Linked DNA regions of Homo sapiens: region 2 is linked to region 1. Evidence: chromatin loops called from intact Hi-C (ENCODE). Cell type or tissue: dorsolateral prefrontal cortex. All regions are shown on one strand. Each heading gives the region's core, and the rest is flanking DNA. Links, peaks and the distances in the headings are about the cores only. Region 1 has its middle 27 kb from the start of SPATA6. Region 2 overlaps SPATA6 (spermatogenesis associated 6).

Region 1 (9,695 bases), core at 969-8,968:
CCCAGCTACTCGGGAGGCTGAGGCAGGAGAATGGTGTGAACCCGGGAGGCGGAGCTTGCAGTGAGCCGAGATCGCGCCACTGCACTCCAGCCTGGGTGATAGAGCGAGACTCCATCTCAAAAAAAAAAAAAAAAAAAAAAAGCAGCACTGTTTTCAATAACATGATGGGAACAACCCAAATGTCCACAAACTGTAGAATGAATAGATAAAATGTGCTATATCCACATGATGAGATTCTACTCAACATTAATAACATTGCAACTCACAACAATACAAATGAATCTCAATGTATTGCTGATTGAAAATAGCAAGACATAAAAAGTACATAATGTGTGATTAAATTTACATTAAATTTAAAACAGAGAAAACTAAGTTAAATCATGTATGCATACATACGTAGGTGATAAAAATATAAAACAAAGCAAGAGAATGATCTCGTAAAGGTCAGAATAGTAGTTACGCCTAAGGAGAGGGAAGAGGTAGATGAACAGATCAAAGGGACAGGAGGTGCTGGGGAATAGTCCGAGGCTGCTGGAAGTGTTCTATTTCTTTATAAGGACGTGTCATATTTTACAAAAAAAAAATTATTTTAAAGGGTGACCACTAGAAAACTGATTGGAAGCTTTGTGGGCATGGGTAAGGCTTAATAACTGGTCAACTTAACTGCAGAATGACTGATTTTGTTCACTGCTAAATCCCTGGTCCCTTGAACAGTTTTTACTTGTTGTAGGTGCTCAGCAAATATTTTTTAAATGAATGAATGAATGTTTTAGGTACATCTTTTTGTGTTAATAAGATCCATCTGTGCCTCACCTACCATAAAGTAGGCTGGGGGAAGCTCTTAGGTTCCGCATACCTTGGAGTTATAGACTTGACTGAGAATTCAGTCTGTGGGTCTATTGGTCTCTGAGGTAGCCTAAGGGAACTGTACTAAGACAAATCTTGCTATGCCTCATATCCACATCCTTGATGCTAAATAAATATTTTTGTTTACTTCTGCTAATACTCATTTTAGCTGGTACTTTGACTGCAAAACAATAGAAGTTCTTTAGAGCAGGGATTATTATACTGATTTAATAGATGAGGACCATGGTGGACATGGTTCATTTTCTTTCCATCCACTCTACTCATCCTCAGTTGTGTAGCCTAGGCTGATGGATGAGATTTAACTCCACTTTCAATTCCAGAGGTGGACCTTGATTAGCTGAGAACAGGGGTTGGCAGGTTTTTTTGTTTTTTTTTCTGAAAGGCCCAATTGGTAAATATTTTAGGCTTTGCAGGCCATTAGATCTCTTTCCCAATTACTCAACTTTGCCAATGTAGCATGAAAGAAGCTATAGATAATCCATACACAAATGAACATTTGTGTGTTCTAAAACCAGTTTATTTACAAAAACATGTGGCAGGCTGGATTTGGCCCATGACCCCCAGTTTGCCGGTCCCTGGCCTAGAGCTGCCTTTCTCAACTAGGTTCCTCATCTGAACTACTCAACACAGAAAATTGTTGAAATTTTTGCAAGTACAAAGTTCTTGATTTTCCCAAGTGCAGAAAAGACTCTAGAGCAGTGATTCTCAAAGTGTGGTCTCCAGTCCTGCAGCTGTTATCCCCTACTGACTCCAGTAGGGGTGGCACTGTGTCAAAGAGACCCAGAGATGGTGAATGAGACATAGAGTTTACTGGGGGGACTTACATACAGGGATGGTCTAGTGGTAGCAGCCTAGAGAGGAGAACCGCTACCATTTGTAAAAAGCATGCAGTTTATGTAGCATTTTCACTTAGTACCTATGATGGGTAATACTGAGTGTTAACTTGATTGGATTGAAGGATACAAAGTATTGATCCTGGGTGTGTCTGTGAGGGTGTTGCCAAAGGAGATGAACATTTGAGTAAGCAGGTTGGGGAAGGCAGACCCACCCTTAATCTGGGTGGGCACAACGTAATCAGCTGCCAGTGCGGCTAGAATATAAGCAGGCAGAAAAATGTGAAAAGATAGCCTTCCCTAGCCTCGCAGGCTACATCTTTCTCCCGTTCTGGATGCTTCCTGCCAGAATATTGGACTCCAAGTTCTTCAGTTTTGGAACTGGGGCTGGCTCTCCTTGCTCCTCAGCCTGCAGACAGCCTATTGTGGGACCTTGTGATTGTGTGAGTTAATACTTAATAAACTCATTATATATATATATGTGTGTGTGTGTGTGTGTGTGTGTGTGTGTGTATATGTGTGTGTATATACACACACACACACACACACATATTCCATTAGTTCCGTCCCTCTAGAGAACCCTAATACAATACCCTCCTGCCAGCAACCTCTACCTGACAACCTTCATGTAACCCAAAACAAAGGGCCTCAGTCTCCACACGGCCAACATTCCAAGGGATGGGCCATGGATTCAAATGTCCTTCATAGATAGTAAGTGAACCTCTGGGTTGGTCCCTCCTAGATTCCTTAGCCCAGTACTCTGAACACACATTCTTCTTAGGCCATAGGGTCGTTCTCAGGTTATGCTTAAGTTATTGCTGTCAGGTGCATCTGCCATCCAGCAGCATTGGCATCACCTGATTGCTGATAGTAATGTAAAGGCTTAAAGATCCACCCCTGAGTCAGCAACTGTGGTCATGGAGCGCAGCAATCTGTGTTTTAACAAGCCCTTCAGGGGATTCTGAGCACACTCAAGTTTGAGGATTATTCTCCCAGACTGAGTCTAGAATCATCAAGAAAATGTCTTTTCACTTGCCAAAGTGTCAATTCAGAAGTACAGCTAATCAGTAAATGGGATTCCCATAATCCTAGAGATTAGTTTAGGTGTGATCTAATACTGGGAACATTTTCAAAATACTTAACAACCAGCATAACAAGGCCCCAACCAATCAGGGTAGGGACTAGCCGTGGCACCAGAGCAGGGTTCTGAAGGGCCCTGTCACGCACGTCCGTGTGAAGTGACCACCAAACAGGCTTTGTGTGAGCAACAAGGCTGTTTATTTCACCTGGGTGCAGGCAGGGTGAGTCCGAAAAGAGTCAGTGAAGGGAGACGGGTGGGGCCGTTTTATAGGATTTGGGTAGGTAGTGGAAAATTACAGTCAAAGGGGTTTTTTCTCTTGCATGCAGGAGCAGGGGTCACAAGGTGCTCAGTGGGGGAGCTTCTGAGCCAGGAGAAGGAATTTCACAAGTTTAGTCGCTCATTCAAGGTGGGACAGGAACAAATCACAATGTGTGGAACGTTATCAGTTAAGGCAGGAACCAGCCATTTTCACTTCTTTTGTGATTCTTCACTTGCTTCAGGCCATCTGGATGTATACGTGCAGGTCACAGGGGATATATGATGGCTTAGCTTGGGCTCAGAGGCCTGACAGGCCCCTCTGACACCAAACATTAATCCTTTCCTTGCTTAAGCATGAAGTGGCCTGTGGGGTTCTGGGTGGGAAGCTAGAGTGGCTAGTGTAGGAAGGAGACATTTGAGTATCAAATAGTCACTGGGTACTTAAGTAGCTACTTGGCAGTTGTATCAAAATGTCTCACTATTTTAACAACTGGTTCAGCTGTACCAGTGCATACCAGCAGCAAAGCTGTCCTGGTTCAATTGGCACAAGCCTCAAGCCTTACCTTCAGTGATTGTGGAAACAGTGCCCTGCTCCTCCTCTGTGTGATAAAGCCTGTACTCTATAAGACACCAACCTAAAGATGATGGCAACGCAGGGAGGAGTACCCAGCCTAGAGAAATCACAGAGCAATGAAGCTGCAACTCTGAAGGAGCCATGCCCAAAGCTCCTCCTACTTTTGGATGTTTCATTTACATGACCCAGTTTGAGTTGAATTTTCTAGCTTTTACATCTGAAAGCATTGTATCAGTAAAAACAAAAATAAGGCCCATAAAGGTATCGGAAGGAAAGCATGTTTCCAAGGGCCTGACCAAAATGTTCCCCTTTCTTCCTGAAGTTCTGGGTAATGCAGATCCTCCCTTCTTCACTGGGGTGTCTGACGGGAAACAGCTCAGGCACCCTTTCGCCCCAGTTGTGTGTTGGGCTGGCTGCAATGCTTGTTTATTAGCGAAATGCATCTGATCAGAGAGGCCCGCGTGACAAGTTCATTACATATCAATTTAATTAGCTGATTTACATTTAATTTACATTTCAATTAATGTATTTAGCAACCAAACACAGCCTTAATAGGGTAATTGCCTGTTAGGCAATATGTAAAAGAATAAACAGTTGCATTCTGAGGAAGAATTCCTATTTTCAAATTTTTATTACCATAAATAACTGAAATAATTATTGCTCTTAAGGGCCACGTCCTCGTTTCCTTCTGGGTCTAATTATAAAGACTTAGTACCTCATTAAGCAAAATGGTTTCAGAGTCACAGAAAAACATCACTCCAATCGTGACTCATTAGTTTCAACAAAAGAGGGGGAAACTGTGAAGTAGGCACATTTGGGCGACTGGGGGATTTAACTGTTAATACAGGCAGTTGTCCTTGTCCTTGTCTTAAAAAGCCTTGTCCTTCCGGAGCCACACCTTCATGACGGCAGACGGTGTTTTTGTCCTGCACACCTGTTGGGATGTTGGTGTGAGGGTTACACAGACAGCCTATATTAAGTATTTTTAGAGACAAGGAATTCACTACCTCCTGCGGCAGGCATTATCAAGCTCTGGGCTTTAAAAGTTCTTCCTTTATTAAGATAAAATCTGTCCCCCACCTTAAAAGAATTCTAGTAGGTGCCTGTTAGAGAAGATGCTTTGCCAGAGGCATAGTTATTATACAGTCATAATTATTTAATAAGAGAAACTGGCTGCTATGTCACAGAATAGACGGGAACAGAAATGAGCTGGGAACTGCGGAAGGAAGGGCAGCTGGCCTGAGAAATGTGGAGAATGAGGTTCCGTACCTTGAGAGTTCAAGAGGAAAAAGCTGCCCTACACCCAGAGTGAATAAATACTAGGAGAGAGGAAGGGACAGAGCTTTGGGTCTGGGCAGAGTCAGATACCAGGACCACAGTGCAAACGGGACTGGCTTGTTCCTTGAGAAGTGGCTGTGTGTCTTCCAGGAAGTTGCATTCCTAGGAAATTTGCTGAACGAACAAGTGCTAAGAACTGAAAACGCTAGGCCAAAAGGATGGGGTCTCTTTAGGCTGGGGTTATCCCTCCTCAAGGAACCATGGCAAGCGTTACTGTCAACTCTGCAGTGGCATCTTTCGTACTCTGTTGGGCTGTCTTCAACAGTGCCACCACGTGGGAGCAGGACGCCACGGCAGGAGGGGAACACGCGGGCCTTCTGTCTGCATTTGCCTGTGAGTACCTTAATGGACCCCTGTTTCCATATGATTCTTACTCAGAGGAATGAAGGGAAAGCGCGGGAAAGAGGAACTGGACTTCCAGAAAAAACTCTTATGGGAGGTGCGAGATGGAGGAATTTGATTATTTAATTCTAAAAAAAGGGACCATATTTACATCCTAATATTTTGAAAGCATTCATCCCAGTTATATGACGAGTCTAGTCACTCTAGTCTGGATCAGGTTTGTTGATAGCCTTTTAAAAACAGATAGCAAGTTCTGAAGGCTGAGTTCAGAGTTGGTGAGCACGGTTCATGGGAAAGGAGGCTCTCAGGATGGCAGCAGCCGGGCCTCACCAGCAGGGGGCGTCTGAACTCCTCTTGTTCTCCCTGGTATTTCTCTGATAAGCTTCAGGCAGTGACTCTCATAGCCCTACCAGACTCAACCCTCCTTTTTTTATAACAAATATTTTGTAACGCTTTCTTCACTATTTAAAAATCACAGAAAATATAACTTGCCTTCACACAACTTTTTAAAACATGTAAATAATATTCTAACTGTAATACAAAAGAAAAATAAAAGCGAAGTAATGTGCAATAGAATAATAATGTATTTCCATATCTAAATGATCTGGGATGGCCACATAAAAAGACTTAATAGTGTATGCTTTTCATCTCTTCATAAAATTACCCAAATGTGAGAACTGCAAATGCTAACTGACTCAATCAGGAATGTTGAATTGGTGATTCAAATACTACCACTAGCTGCAAATAATATGCTTTGCTAAGCTCTTGTACAACTCCTGGTAGAGTTCTGAACAAAACAAAATATAGTCTTCTTTTGATTTAAAAGGAGGTTGCACCTTTTGGCTGGAACTGCCATCTTCCAGTAATTTGCCAAAATGACGCAGACAAAGGGAAAGAGGAGAGGCACCTGATACATATTCTCAAATCCGTTTAGAAAGCATGGAGTTGTTTCTTTGGCCACATACATGTGAATCTACAAGAAAGGCGCTATTCTAGACATCAAGGGAATGGGCACTGTTCAAAAAGGAATGCCCCATAAATGTCACCATGGCTAAACTGGAAGAGTCTACAGTGTCACCAGGCATGCTGTTGGCATATTGCAAACAAACAAGTTAAGGGCAAGATTGTCGCCAAGAGAACAAATGTGCATATTGAGCATATTAAGCGCTCTGAGAGCCAAGGTAGCTTCCTGAAATGCATGAAGGAAAGGATCAGAAAAAGAATGAAACCAAAGAGAAAGTCACCTAGGTTCAACTGAAGTGCCAGCCTGCTCCACCCAGAGAGGCACACTTTGTGACAATCAGTGAAAAGGAGCCTGAGCTGCTGGAACCTCTTCCTTATGATTCATGGTGTAACAGGTGTAAATAATAAATAAATACAAGACCTCTGGACTATTAAAAAAGAAGTTGCATTCCTGAAAAATGTTTGCTGTATTAAAGCCATGCAAAAAAGACTGAGTTTATATGTAAAATGAAATTAAGCTAAAAACTCAACTATTTATAAGCAAGTTTTCCACCTATATGAATATGTGAAGGGGCCAGGGGAGGTGGTTCACACCTGTAATCCCAGCACTTTGGGAGGTGGAGAGGGAGGATTGCTTGAGCTCAGGAGTTTGAGACTAGCTTGGGCAACATGGTGAAACCCCATCTCTACAAAAAATACAAAAAATAGCCAGGTGTGGTGGCATGCGTCTGTAGTTCCAGCTACTCAAGAGCTTGAGATGGCAGAATCCCTTGAGTTCAGGTGTCAGAGGTAGCAGTGAGCCGAGATCGTGCCACAGCACTCCAGTCTGGGTGACAGAGCTAGACCCTGTCTTTAAAATAAAAAATAAAAAGAATATGTGAAGGGATAAGACTTGGAGTTGCTGAACAATTCTTTTTTTTTTTTTTTTTTTTGAGACGGAGTCTTGCTCTGTCGCCAGGCTGGAGTGCAGTGGCATGATCTCGGCTCACTGCACCTCCGCCTCCCAGGTTCAAGCGATTCCCCTGCCTCAGCCTCCCGAGTAGCTGGGACTACAGGCGTGAGCCACCATGCCCGGCTAATTTTTTGTATTTTAGTAGAGATGAGGTTTCACCATGTTGGCCAGGATGGTCTCAATCTCCTGATCTTGTGATCCACCTGCCTGGGCCTCTCAAAGTGCTGAGATTACAGGTGTGAGCCACCACACCCTGGCCTGAACAATTCTTTACTGTGTAGGAATACCTAGCACTTATGAGTCTTGCTTACTAGGTACCAGGAGCATCACTCAATTGTGACAACCATTTTTAAATGGCCCACAAATTCCTGAAACACTTACAGGGTGAAATCATCCTTATGGAGAATCGCTTGCCTACAGCAATGCAGATTTATGCCTCTGTTTCCCTTCCTTAGAACCCCTGTTCCCTTTGAACTAGGATTTCTGTCCTGAACCCCAACTTCCTGCCTGATTCTTGTCATTGCCAATGCCTGGGGATGTAGGACTGATTCTGCTCCTAAATTCTCAGCTGTTCCCTACCGGAAAGATTACTCAGGGCTACCATACAGACTATCATCACACTCTGAAGATTGTGCAAACTACTTTGCCTGGCTTGTGGCCTTCTTTATGCCATGAGTGGGTCCTGCTTGTCCACCTTGGGAACTGTAGCCCATGTGATAGTGTCCCACCCCTATTACCCAGCTTCCCCATGTCTTTGCTCACCGGCCTGACTTCCAACAGCCAGCACCTGTGATTTTCGGCTTGCTTTACCTACTGAAGCTCACTCTACCCACATGCCAGGCCAGAAGGGCAGGAATTAACACTCTCAAACAATGGCTGATGAGAACAGGTGCTTAAAGACCCCAGTTTCCCCACTCCTTGGGTGGGATAATTCTGAGGCATATATTCTAATTAGCTATCAGTGTTATTTAATATGATTGTACTCCAGTTGCCCACAGTGAAAATTTGCTTAATAACGCACCCTTTGGTGGCTTCCTTCCTACCCTAATTGGTGTTTCCTGGGATCACCTCCTCAGTAAACTACTTACACCCAAATAATTGTCTGAGGGTTCTGAGGCATCCCAAACTAAGACAGGAACTCTGGGAGAACAAAGCTTCCAGAAATCCTGTCTATATAAGAACACACAGATCTTCTTATTTCTGGGGAGACATAAAAAAGACTCTGAGGCCAGATGGCTGAGCCCCAGATTACTGGCACTCAAGCAAATTGGAACTCAGGATGCCCTTAAGCAGAATCTGTGGGCTCTTAAGGAATTCATTCTAAAAGAGGAGGCCCATGACTTCTATCTTGGAATTTTTGTAGGTTTGTGCGTTGGCAGGGAGGAATCATGTTTTTTACTTGATTCTGGATGCTACTGATCATCTTCCAAAATTATCTTGCAACTTGGCCTTGGATGACTCACATTCATCAAGAATGAATTTGAAAATCAGAAAGGGCATTCATCTTTATAAATAACTTTTTAGGAGATTACCAGGTTCCCTGACATCTGACTGAAGGAGATGTTTTCACTGGGTGGAGAGATTCTCCCTTCAATATATCAATATACTTTTTTTTTTTTTTTTTTTTTGGTAGAGACAGGGTCTCTCTATGTTGCCCAGGCTAATATCGAACTCCTGGCCTCAATTAAGCCTACCACGTCCCCCTCCCAAAGAGCTGGGATTACAGGCATGAGCCATTGCACCCAGCCTCAAGACCCTTGTTGTATGGAGAACAGAGAAGCATGGGTACAAGCAAAGGGACAGCTCTAAAGAGGTACAGTAATGACAGTGGAGGTGCAGGTCACCATTCTTTTGCCACAGTAGCTACACCAGTTGACAAGACCACAAAGAGGTGGAGTGGAGAGTGACTGTGGTACCCATGCCAGATGGCTTCAGTGGCTCCTGAGGACACCCTTAGCCACCCAAGAGCAGTAGGGAAGGGAAGGATCTGGGGACAGGCTCTGAAATCCCAGTGGCTCTGCCAAGTGAGGGTTTGAGTGAGAGGCCTAACTATACTCTTATTCATCAGCAGGGCTGGGAGAGTATACTCTGATGGAGCAAGGGTCACATTTTGCTTTGGTTAGCACATTCCAAAGCTGCCCTGTAACTGCAAAGAAAACAGGGGCCTTTTTTTCCCTCTTTACAGTTTATTGGCAAAGTATCAAATGTTTTATAGGGCAAATGCTACATCCGTCCAGCTGTGCTCAGCAGTTACTGCCAGCAAGGATGTTTCAGTTGGGACTCACACTAGGGTAACTTCGGGTTTAAAAGCCTGCCTCTGAATGCGTCTCTTCATGCCCTTTAAATGTTGCAAATCAAAGAGGCACACAGGGAGGCTTGGTGACTGGCAAACTTCCTGCCATGGTGATGAGAATATAGCCCTTTGTGTAGCTAGAACAGCTAGGGGTGAAGAGGAGAGAGGAACACAGGCAGCTCATCCAGGAGGTC
Region 2 (9,695 bases), core at 656-8,655, 140 kb after region 1:
CACCATGATCAAGTGGGCTTCATCCCTGGGATGCAAGGCTGGTTCAACATACGCAAATCAATAAATGTAATTCAGCATATAAACAGAACCAAAGACAAATACCGTATGATTATCTCAATAGATGCAGAAAAAGACTTTGATAAAATTCAACAACGCTTCATGCTAAAAAGTCTCAATAGATTAGGTATTGATGGGACGTATCTTAAAATAATAAGAGCTATCTATGACAAACCCACAGCCAATATCATACTGAATGGGCAAAAACTGGGAACATTCCCTTTGAAAACTGGCACAAGACAGGGATGCCCTCTCTCACCACTCCTATTCAACATAGTGTTGGAAGTTCTGGCCAGGGCAATTAGGCAGGAGAAGGAAATAAAGGGTATTCAGTTAGGGAAAGAGGAAGTCAAATTGTCCCTGTTTGCAGATGACATGATTGTATATCTAGAAAACCCCATCATCTCAGCCCAAAATCTCCTTGAGCTGTTAAGCAACTCCAGCAGTCTCAGGATACAAAATCAATGTACAAAAATCACAAGAATTCTTATACACCAATAACAGACAAACAGCCAAATCATGAGTGAACTCCCATTCACCATTGCTTCAAAGAGAATAAAATACCTAGGAATCCAACTTACAAGGGATGTGAAGGACCTCTTCAAGGAGAACTATAAACCACTGCTCAAGGAAATAAAAGAGGATACAAACAAATGGAAGAACATTCCATGCTCATGGGTAGGAAGAATCAATATCGTGAAAATGGCCATACTGCCCAAAGTAATTTACAGATTCAATGCCACCCCCATCAAGCTGCTAATGACTTTCTTCATAGAATTGGAAAAAACTACTTTAAAGTTCATATGGAACCAAAAAAGAGCCCGCATCGCCAAGTCAATCCTAAGCCAAAAGAACAAACCCGGAGGCACCACGCTACCTGACTTCAAACTATACTACAAGGCTACAGTAACCAAAACAGCATGGTACTGTTACCAAAACAGAGATATAGATCAATGGAACAGAACAGAGCCCTCAGAAATAATGACGCATATCTACAACTATCTGATCTTTGACAAACCTGAGAAAAACAAGCAATGGGGAAAGGATTCCCTATTTAATAAAGGGTGCTGGGAAAACTGGCTAGCCATATGTAGAAAGCTGAAACTGGATCCTTTCCTTACACCTTATACAAAAACTAATTCACGATGGATTAAAGACTTACATGTAAGACCTAAAACCATAAAAACCCTAGAAGAAAACCTAGGCAATACCATTCAGGACATGGGCATGGGCAAGGACTTCATGTCTAAAACACCAAAAGCGGTGGCAACAAAAGCCACAATTGACAAATGGAATCTAATTAAACTAAAGAGCTTCTGCACAGCAAAAGAAACTACCATCAGAGTGAACAGGCAACCTACAAAATGGGTGAAAATTTTCGCAACCTACTCATCTGCCAAAGGGCTAACATCCAGAATCTACAATGAACTCAAACAAATTTACAAGAAAAAAACAACCCCATCAAAAAGTTGGCAAAGGATATGAACAGACATGTCTCAAAAGAAGACATTTATGCAGCCAAAAAACACATGAAAAAATGCTCATCATCCCTGGCCATCAGAGAAATGCAAATCAAAACCACAATGAGATACCATCTCACACCAGTTAGAATGGCGATCATTAAAAAGTTAGGAAACAACAGATGCTGGAGAGGATGTGTAGAAATAGGAACACTTTTACACTGTTGGTGGGACTGTAAACTAGTTCAACCATTGTGGAAGTCAGTGTGGCGATTCCTCAGGGATCTAGAACTAGAAGTACCATTTGACCCAGCCATCCCATTACTGGGTATATACCCAAAGGAATATAAATCATGCTTCTATAAAGACACATGCACATGTATGTTTATTGTGGCACTATTCACCATAGCAAAGACTTGGAACCAACCCAAATGTCCAACAACAATAGATTGGATTAAGAAAATGTGGCACATATACACCATGGAATACTATGCAGCCATAAAAAATGATGAGTTCATGTCCTTTGTAGGGACATGGATGAAATTGGAAATCATCATTCTCAGTAAACTATCGCAAGGACAAAAAACCAAACACCACATGTTCTCATTCATAGGTGGGAATTGAACAAGGAGAGCACATGGACACAGGAAGGGGAACATCACACTCTGGGGACTGTTGTGAGGTGGGGGAAGGGGGGAGGGATAGCATTAAGAGGTATACCTAATGCTAAATGATGAGTTAATGGGTGCAGTACACCAGCATGGCACATGTATACATATGTAACAAACCTTCACATTGTGCACATGTACCCTAAAACTTAAAGTATAATAATAATAAAATAAATTTAAAAAATAAAAAAAGAAAAAAGGCAACATGAAAAAAAAGAAGTTTCCTTTTTTACCTGTACCAGTTTCAGATTAGTTTAAAAATATTAGTTATTTTTTCATCTTGATTCATTTTAGCATTTGCCATATTGAAAGTATTGCATTTGTGGGTTCATAGAAAGTCATTAAAAAAACTCTTTTCATAAATGTAAAAAAAAGACTTTTTTATGCTGAAGTATAAATGCTATACACAGAAGAAAATTATCTTTATGAGCCAAGCTCTCCACTAGTGTTTTCACTTTCCTTTCATTTAATTTTTGTGTCAAATCTGTAATATTGTGTTTTCAGTTCATAGGTAAGGAAACGAAAGCCTTAATAGGGTAAATGACTTGCTCAGGGTCTCATAAACAGCAGGGATTTGAACTTAAGTTTTTGGACTCTAAGCCAGTATTATTGAAGATACATTGAAGAAATATAACCCTTCTGTGATGAGCTAAAGAGATAATATTCCATTTAGCTTTTGAAAGGAAATGATCTAACGGAAACTCACAAGAGCTATGGAAACATTTTTTAAGCTAAGGCTGAAGGCTTTAAGTTTGAAATGGATTCTTATCAAAGAGACGTACCCTTTCGTTTTACCTCGTAACCCCTTATTTTGATAAAAGACTTTACAAAACATATACTCTAATTCCATGGAAGGAATACATTCAAGCTGTGTTCCCATTGCGCAATTACTTCATGTCTATTTAGCTCTAATTTCCTTTCTCATTACTTGTATTTGACGTCTTATATTCTGTATTGTAACTTTTTTTGAGTTCTCCTGTTTATTTAACACCCGTGATTGTTGTTTCCTACTTTGTTTGGTACTTTATATGCAGAAGGTGCTTAATAAATCTTGAATACTGTTGAGTTACAGCATTTAAGATTCTTGTACAATGTATCCCTCCCACCTCTATGATATTCTCTATTACATTTGTATAGAAATAGCCCAACTATTATTCATTTTTCATCTTTGCTCATCTTTTCTTGTGCCTTTTTCCTATTCTGAATGGCTTTTCTCCTCCTTTCCTCTACTTATGGCTTTGATTTCGATTCTACCTCCTCAGTGAGACCTGCACCATTAAGACCATTAGAAGTCTTTCCTTTGAATTTCTTTTTGCAGTTATTGTCATTGGAATGTGTTTGACACTTCAGCATATCTTATTGTCATTTATCCTTCTGTATATGCCCTGTCTCATCTGGATTGTGAGTTTAAATCTTTGTATTTCTTAGGTTTGAGTGTGAGCTAAGATGTTCAAGAGATTCTCAGTGAATATTGTGATAGAAATTCAGTGGTAGTCACCTATAAAAGGCTTTATATAAAGCAATGCTGACTAGTTTGGGGATAAAATTTAGCAGATAAAAATGAAGTGGTCTGCCATCTAACATGTCTCAATTGACATTGAAATTGATAAAAAGAAAATAATCCAGGCCAATTGGTTCGTATTTGGATATATTCTAGAAACAACAGTGTGACACCTTCTCCCACTTTCTTTTTCTTTCTTTTCTTTTTTTTCTTTTTCTTTGAGACAGAGTGTTGCTGTGTCACCCAGGCTGGAGTGCAGTGGTGCAGTCATAGCTCACTGCAACATAGAACTCCTGAGCTCAAGTGTTCCTCCTGCCTCAGCCTCCTGAATAGTTGAGACTACAGATGTGAGCTACCTATTCTGTGTCTCTGAACATATGCACTTACATTGTTGACCATCAGCCTCCTTGATCTTGTTTTTAAGTTTTACTGTGTTTTTGTTTTGTCTCTGAATAGCTAAAAATGGAGCAATTTTATTTTTTTCTTCAGTCTTGATCACATATTTCTTGTTGGTCAGTTATTGGGGACTGTAACTGTGTCATTTGAACTATGTTCTATTAGGTTCTGGAATGAAAGCATGATTCTCTCAGCTGACCACTGACTTATTATTTGTTGTAATTTTGGAAAATAGTGAAAATTATGGTAGTGTTGAAGCAAAACCTATGCTGGACTTATGTTTTAATAACAAATGACATACATTTATTGGGCAACTAATGTATACACCTAGACATCCTGCAATATAGTTTAAATAAATAATGGAAGATCTGTAAGCTAGCTATTATTAACTTTATTTTTCATGTGAGGGAAATGAGTCTGAGAAGAATTAGATAGCTGTCTAAATGGTCAAATATTTAACAAATAGCGCTACTATAACATAAACTCTTAAAGGCAGAGACTTTGTTTTGTTCACTATTGTAGTCCCAAAACTTAGGACATGACTGGGACTCAAATATTTGTTAAATGAATCCAATTCCTCTCCTCTTATTCTCTCTTGAATTCAACTTCAGATTTTCACTCTTGTCACTCCGTTAAAGCTATTTTTGTTGATGTTATCGATGACTTCACTGTTACTAACATCCAAAGGTCTGTCTTTTCTAACTTGACCTATCAAGTTATATTTACCCATTAGTTACTCCCCCTTCCTTAAAATACATTGTTTATTCACTTCCAAAACAACACATTCTCGTGTTTCTTTCCTTTCTTCCCTGGCTACTCTTCAGTAATGTTTTCTTTTCATCTTTCAAGCCTCTAAATATTGGAGTATTCCCAGGGCTAATTCTTCAGATGTTTTCTACTTTTGATTTACTTTTACTTCCTTGGCAATATCACCCAGTGCAATACCTCTAAATACCATTTAGACTCTAGTAATTACCAATTTATATTTTCATCCTGGACTTTCCCCCAAACTCTGCTGTAATATATTGAATGATTAATAGATTAATAGATATGTGAAGCTTAATATGTCCAAAACTAGACTCCTAATATCTTAATTTTCTATGCTTACAATTGGAAGAGTATATCTAATTCATACAAACCCAACCCTTCTAGTTGATTAGGACAGAAAACCTTAGTGTCATCTTTGACATCGAGACCAGTTGTGACCTGTTGGCTGTGTCTTCTAAATATATTGTGAATCTGATCACTTCTCACCTCCATTGCAGTCATTCTGGCCCAAGCCAGCATGCTTTTCCAGATTTTATTATAATAGGTTCCTAGCTGATTTCCTCCCAGGGCCCTTGGCCCCTCTGCAGACTATTCTCAATATAATAGCCTGGGATGTCCTATTTATAGAAGGAAAAAGTCAGGACATATTTTTCTCTCAGAATAAAAGATTAATTTCTTAAAACCTACCTTTTTGACCTCATTTCTTACTACCCAGTCGAGCTCCACTGGCTCCCTTGCTAATATCAAGCATGTCCTCCTCCTACTCCCAAGATCTTTGCATTTATTTTTCTCTCTTCTGGCATAGTCTTTCCACAGATAATCTTCGTGACTTAGGTCTTACGGTCTTTACTGAGGTCTTCAGGTCTCAGTGAGGTTCCTACTGACTATCCCATTTAAAATTACAGTTCCTTTCCTGCATAATCTTTCCATCGCACCCATCAGCACTTAACCCCCCTGCTTCTCATGTTACTTAATATCCTGTAACACACTCTATTCTAGTTCTTTATCTTGGTGTGTTTTTGTGTTTTACATTTATCTCTTCTTATTAGAATATATATTTTACCAGAATATATGTTCCACAGGAGCAGGAATTTATTCATTTGTCTTTTCTGATTTGTTCATGTGTCCATTCCCAGAACAAATGAAGTAGTGAATGAGTATTAGACCTGAATTTGAATCTAGTTCTGTTTGATCTGATAGCTAAACTAGGCTACCATTTGGTTCATGTGGATGTATTCTTTGTTTTAGATACACACATCCCTATGCGAACCCCACCACTACTCAAAAGCCTTTCGAACTGTCTTATACATTTTATATATAATGACAATCTTGATACATTTAATATTTAATCTTACAGTGACTAATTACTATGTTCTGAATTTTATCTTTATAGCTGTGGCATATGTTTTATTACTTTTATAAAATTAGTGTGTGTGTGCACATGCATATGACTACTATGCATACTATATTACTATATAATATGTTATATACATATGTATCTGTATTTGTATATCTATATGTATATAATTTTTAAAACAGGTTATCAGGACACCCCATGGGAGAGACTTCGATGACTCTTTAGAAAAATGTGAAGAGTATTTGAGCCCAAGGTCGTGTAGTAAGCCCCGGCATTCAGCGAGGACCTTGCTAGTCCATTCAGCACCCTCAACAATGCCAAAGCATTCTCCAAGCCCTGTGTTAAATAGAGCTTCTCTCAGGGAAAGGTAATTATGTGCGGTCTTCATTTCTGTACTGATCTTTGAATAATAAGTATTAGAAGGGGAAGCAGCAATTATGCATGTGAAATGAATGTTTATAAAAGTGTAATTTGATTTTAAAAGGCTTAAATTGTTTTTGTTTAGAATATATTACATATTAGATAATGTTAGATATTTCTTCCTAGCACAGTTCTCTATATGTGAGTTTATTAACCAGATATGGGTCACATTAACCTTAATTACAGATTATAGTTCTTAAAAGTGAAAAGTAATATATGTGTTTGTTTTTAGTAGATCCAGAGGAATTTAATATTATAGGCTTGCCTTAAGTGTAAACACAACACAGATTATATTTTTTATTTAGTCATAATGGCTATCTATATATTTTTGGTAGATGGTATCTAGTTTTCTCAAACAACCTACCCCAGCTCCCTAAGAGCATCTTAATCATGTAAAGATTCCAGCTCTCCCTTTAAAAATGCTATGGCAACCAGAGTCTGATCCTGTTATAATTTGGATGTGAAATAAATAGTTCCTTTTCATATATTTTAAAATTGAAATAGGAAATTCCTTGCCTCTGTCACTAATAGTAATATAGAAAACCATGTTTCTGTAATAAGTTGAAAAGAAATCAATCCTGGTTAAGTTTAACTCAAAACTGATGATTTGAACAACAGTGTGTTAGTTTGGATGCTATATTAAAACAAACCTATTTTAAACATACAGGTTTGTCTGTTTACTTATTAGCTTTGAAAGTATTCATAGTGGATATATGGAGGCATGTTGTAGACCCTAATCCTGAGATATGGAATTTTGATTAAGGTTGCTTCTAGTCCATTAGAATCATGCCTGTTGCGGGATAGTGGGGGATCATGGAATCGTTAACATAGGTGCGCACACACACAAACAACAACAATAACATCAAAAATTCAGGAGAAAAACTGGAAGAGCGGTTTTTCTGCTGAAGTTGATAACTTGCATCTCAGTATCAGGGGACTTTCCTCGATTTCCTCATCTGCCCAGCTGTTTAGACGTACAGTTGGTGCTCCTTTCTTTTTACCGACTTTTAGAATTCATCTCTTGTGATTTTGTTGATTAGGTCCTTTGTCATCTCTGTAAGTTTTCCAGAATTTTTTAAATCTGTATTTCCTTGGATATGTTTTTATTTACTTTTATAATAAACTTTTATAAATACTTTTATAAATAAATATTATTTACTTTTATAAATAAATTTGTTTTTATTTACTTTTATAAATACTTTTATTTTTCTACCTTTTCACATATTTTGCAGAACTCTCCAATTGTAAACCTACCACTCTAGTACAGTATTAATTTTAGTTCAGTGTTACTTTATCTTTGTATGCAATTTTGTTCCAGCTTTTGACCTCAGTCTTTTCTGGATTGATCAATTTGTCATTGAGGCTATATTCAAAAATTCTTCATCGATGACAGCTAAAGTTAGCTGTCCCTTTATTCATATTTCAGTGTGGGGAAGGGCTTAGAGTAGATAGCGGTGGCATTTACACATTATTTTCACTCAGGATGATAGATGTAGTAAGTTATTTGCTAGAAGAAAATGAGTGATTCTAATGTTAAACATTACCTAATTTAACTATAACTTGAGGAAGGTTAGGTAATTTTAAAATAAAAGAATACAATGGCAATTTAGTTTTGAATTTACCTATACAAATTAACATTCTGTTGGTATACTCTCTGGGGCAGGCATGGTAGATAAGCTTTTTTTACTTTCGCTAAAGCAGAACACCTTTGATTTGAGTGTATTTTCTAAATATCTTGTCTCTAAAGGAAGATAAAATGTCTAAGACGTACTACTGGGAACAAAAAATTTTATTCTTTTCAACACTCAGTACCTCATCTTTAAATATAAGACATTCTCTGAAATGGCTTTTTATAGGTCACTAAGCAGTATACTTGTAGGGTGTTTATACAATCTATTGAAATCAATAAACAATTTAAACTGATGTAAATGTGGATTATATGTTCCAGGCAAAATTGGAAGTTTTGCGTGGATGATGTATGACAGAACATACAGTTATAGGAGTTTATCTGTGTAAATATTTATTGAAATTAAGTAAGTTTTCTCTAAGATTGCAGTAAAATGCTGACTCCTTAATCATGTATATAAACAGATTTTTAGAAACTTTCCCAATGGCTTTAATCAAATGAATTGCTTTATTTATAGTGAAGGTGTTTTTTGCTTTGTGCCCATTTAAGAAATTCCTCCAGTAAAGTTAGCACAACATAAAATGGTTTCAATTTTGGTTATAAGTGTTATATTTCAGAAGTTGTTTCCTTCTCAATGTGTAAATATTAATATTATAATATAAAATTTGTGTGAGCTTTTGAGTTATTACTCAAATTAGACCAAGAAATACTAGCAAATCTACTGAAAAAGGAGCTGATATTCTTTTGAATCATGCTTAAAGTTTTGAGTTTTATAAATGAAATTAGACTGGCAAGCAAGCATTCCTTATTCCACAGCACAGACTAGTGGATCCTCTAATAGTATCATTGAAGAGATCCAGTGGATTCTCAGAGCTGCATAGTTGGATCTCAGATTTCCAAGATGTACTATATATATTGCAAATAACAAAGTCTGCTAATGTATTTTTCATAGATGCAATAGAACTTGCTTTTATATATACAGGAGATTAAAGTTTAGATAATTGATTATTCATTACTTATTGCATTCTTTAAAGTAGATTGTATAAAACATTTATCCTGTTTAGTAGTTTATATTTTGTATAAACATATGATATTGTAGCTTTTAAGAACAAACTGGGCTCATGCCTGTAATCCCAGCACTTTGGGAGGCCAAGGTGGGCGGATCACGAGGTCAGCAGTTTGGGACCAGCCTGACCAACATGATGAAACCTCTCTACTAAAAATACAAAAATTAGCCAGGTGTAGTGGCAGGCAATCCCAGCTACTCAGGAGGCTGAGGCAGGAGAATTGCTTGAACCTGGGAGGCGGAGGTTGCAGTTAACCAAGGTCGCGCCATTGCACTCCAGCATGGGTGACAGAGCGAGACTCCGTGTCAAAAAAAAAAAAAAAAAAAAAGAAAGGACAAACTGGGAAGAAAACAAGGCAAAGTTTTCAGCAACAT

What was found. Hi-C counts contacts between places; a loop is a spot of excess contacts. Peaks named below come from ENCODE experiments on the same cell type or tissue, not always from the same donor. Only the 100,000 strongest peaks of a DNase experiment are listed, where the experiment ranks them.
Region 2: a loop joins it to region 1, with 4 times the contacts of the local background. A loop is called at or near these places in 32 of 110 quality-filtered maps.

Annotation. Positions count from the first base shown.
Region 1 is chr1:48,494,210-48,503,904 of GRCh38, reverse strand. It overlaps the pseudogene RPL21P25. Among named protein-coding and RNA genes, the nearest start is that of SPATA6, 27 kb to the right of the region's middle. RefSeq lists an enhancer at 9,214-9,508. In dorsolateral prefrontal cortex, for the core only: CTCF peaks have their summits at 5,399 and 5,603 (motif pointing right); DNase peaks (open chromatin) are centred at 5,214 and 5,604; H3K4me3 peaks cover 57 bases; H3K27ac peaks cover 2,769 bases.
Region 2 is chr1:48,356,465-48,366,159 of GRCh38, reverse strand. It overlaps SPATA6 (spermatogenesis associated 6), which reads left to right. Exons shown (of 13, transcript NM_019073.4): 10 at 6,390-6,574. Among named protein-coding and RNA genes, the nearest start is that of SPATA6, 110 kb to the left of the region's middle. In dorsolateral prefrontal cortex, for the core only: no CTCF peak of the experiment used is centred there; no DNase peak of the experiment used is centred there.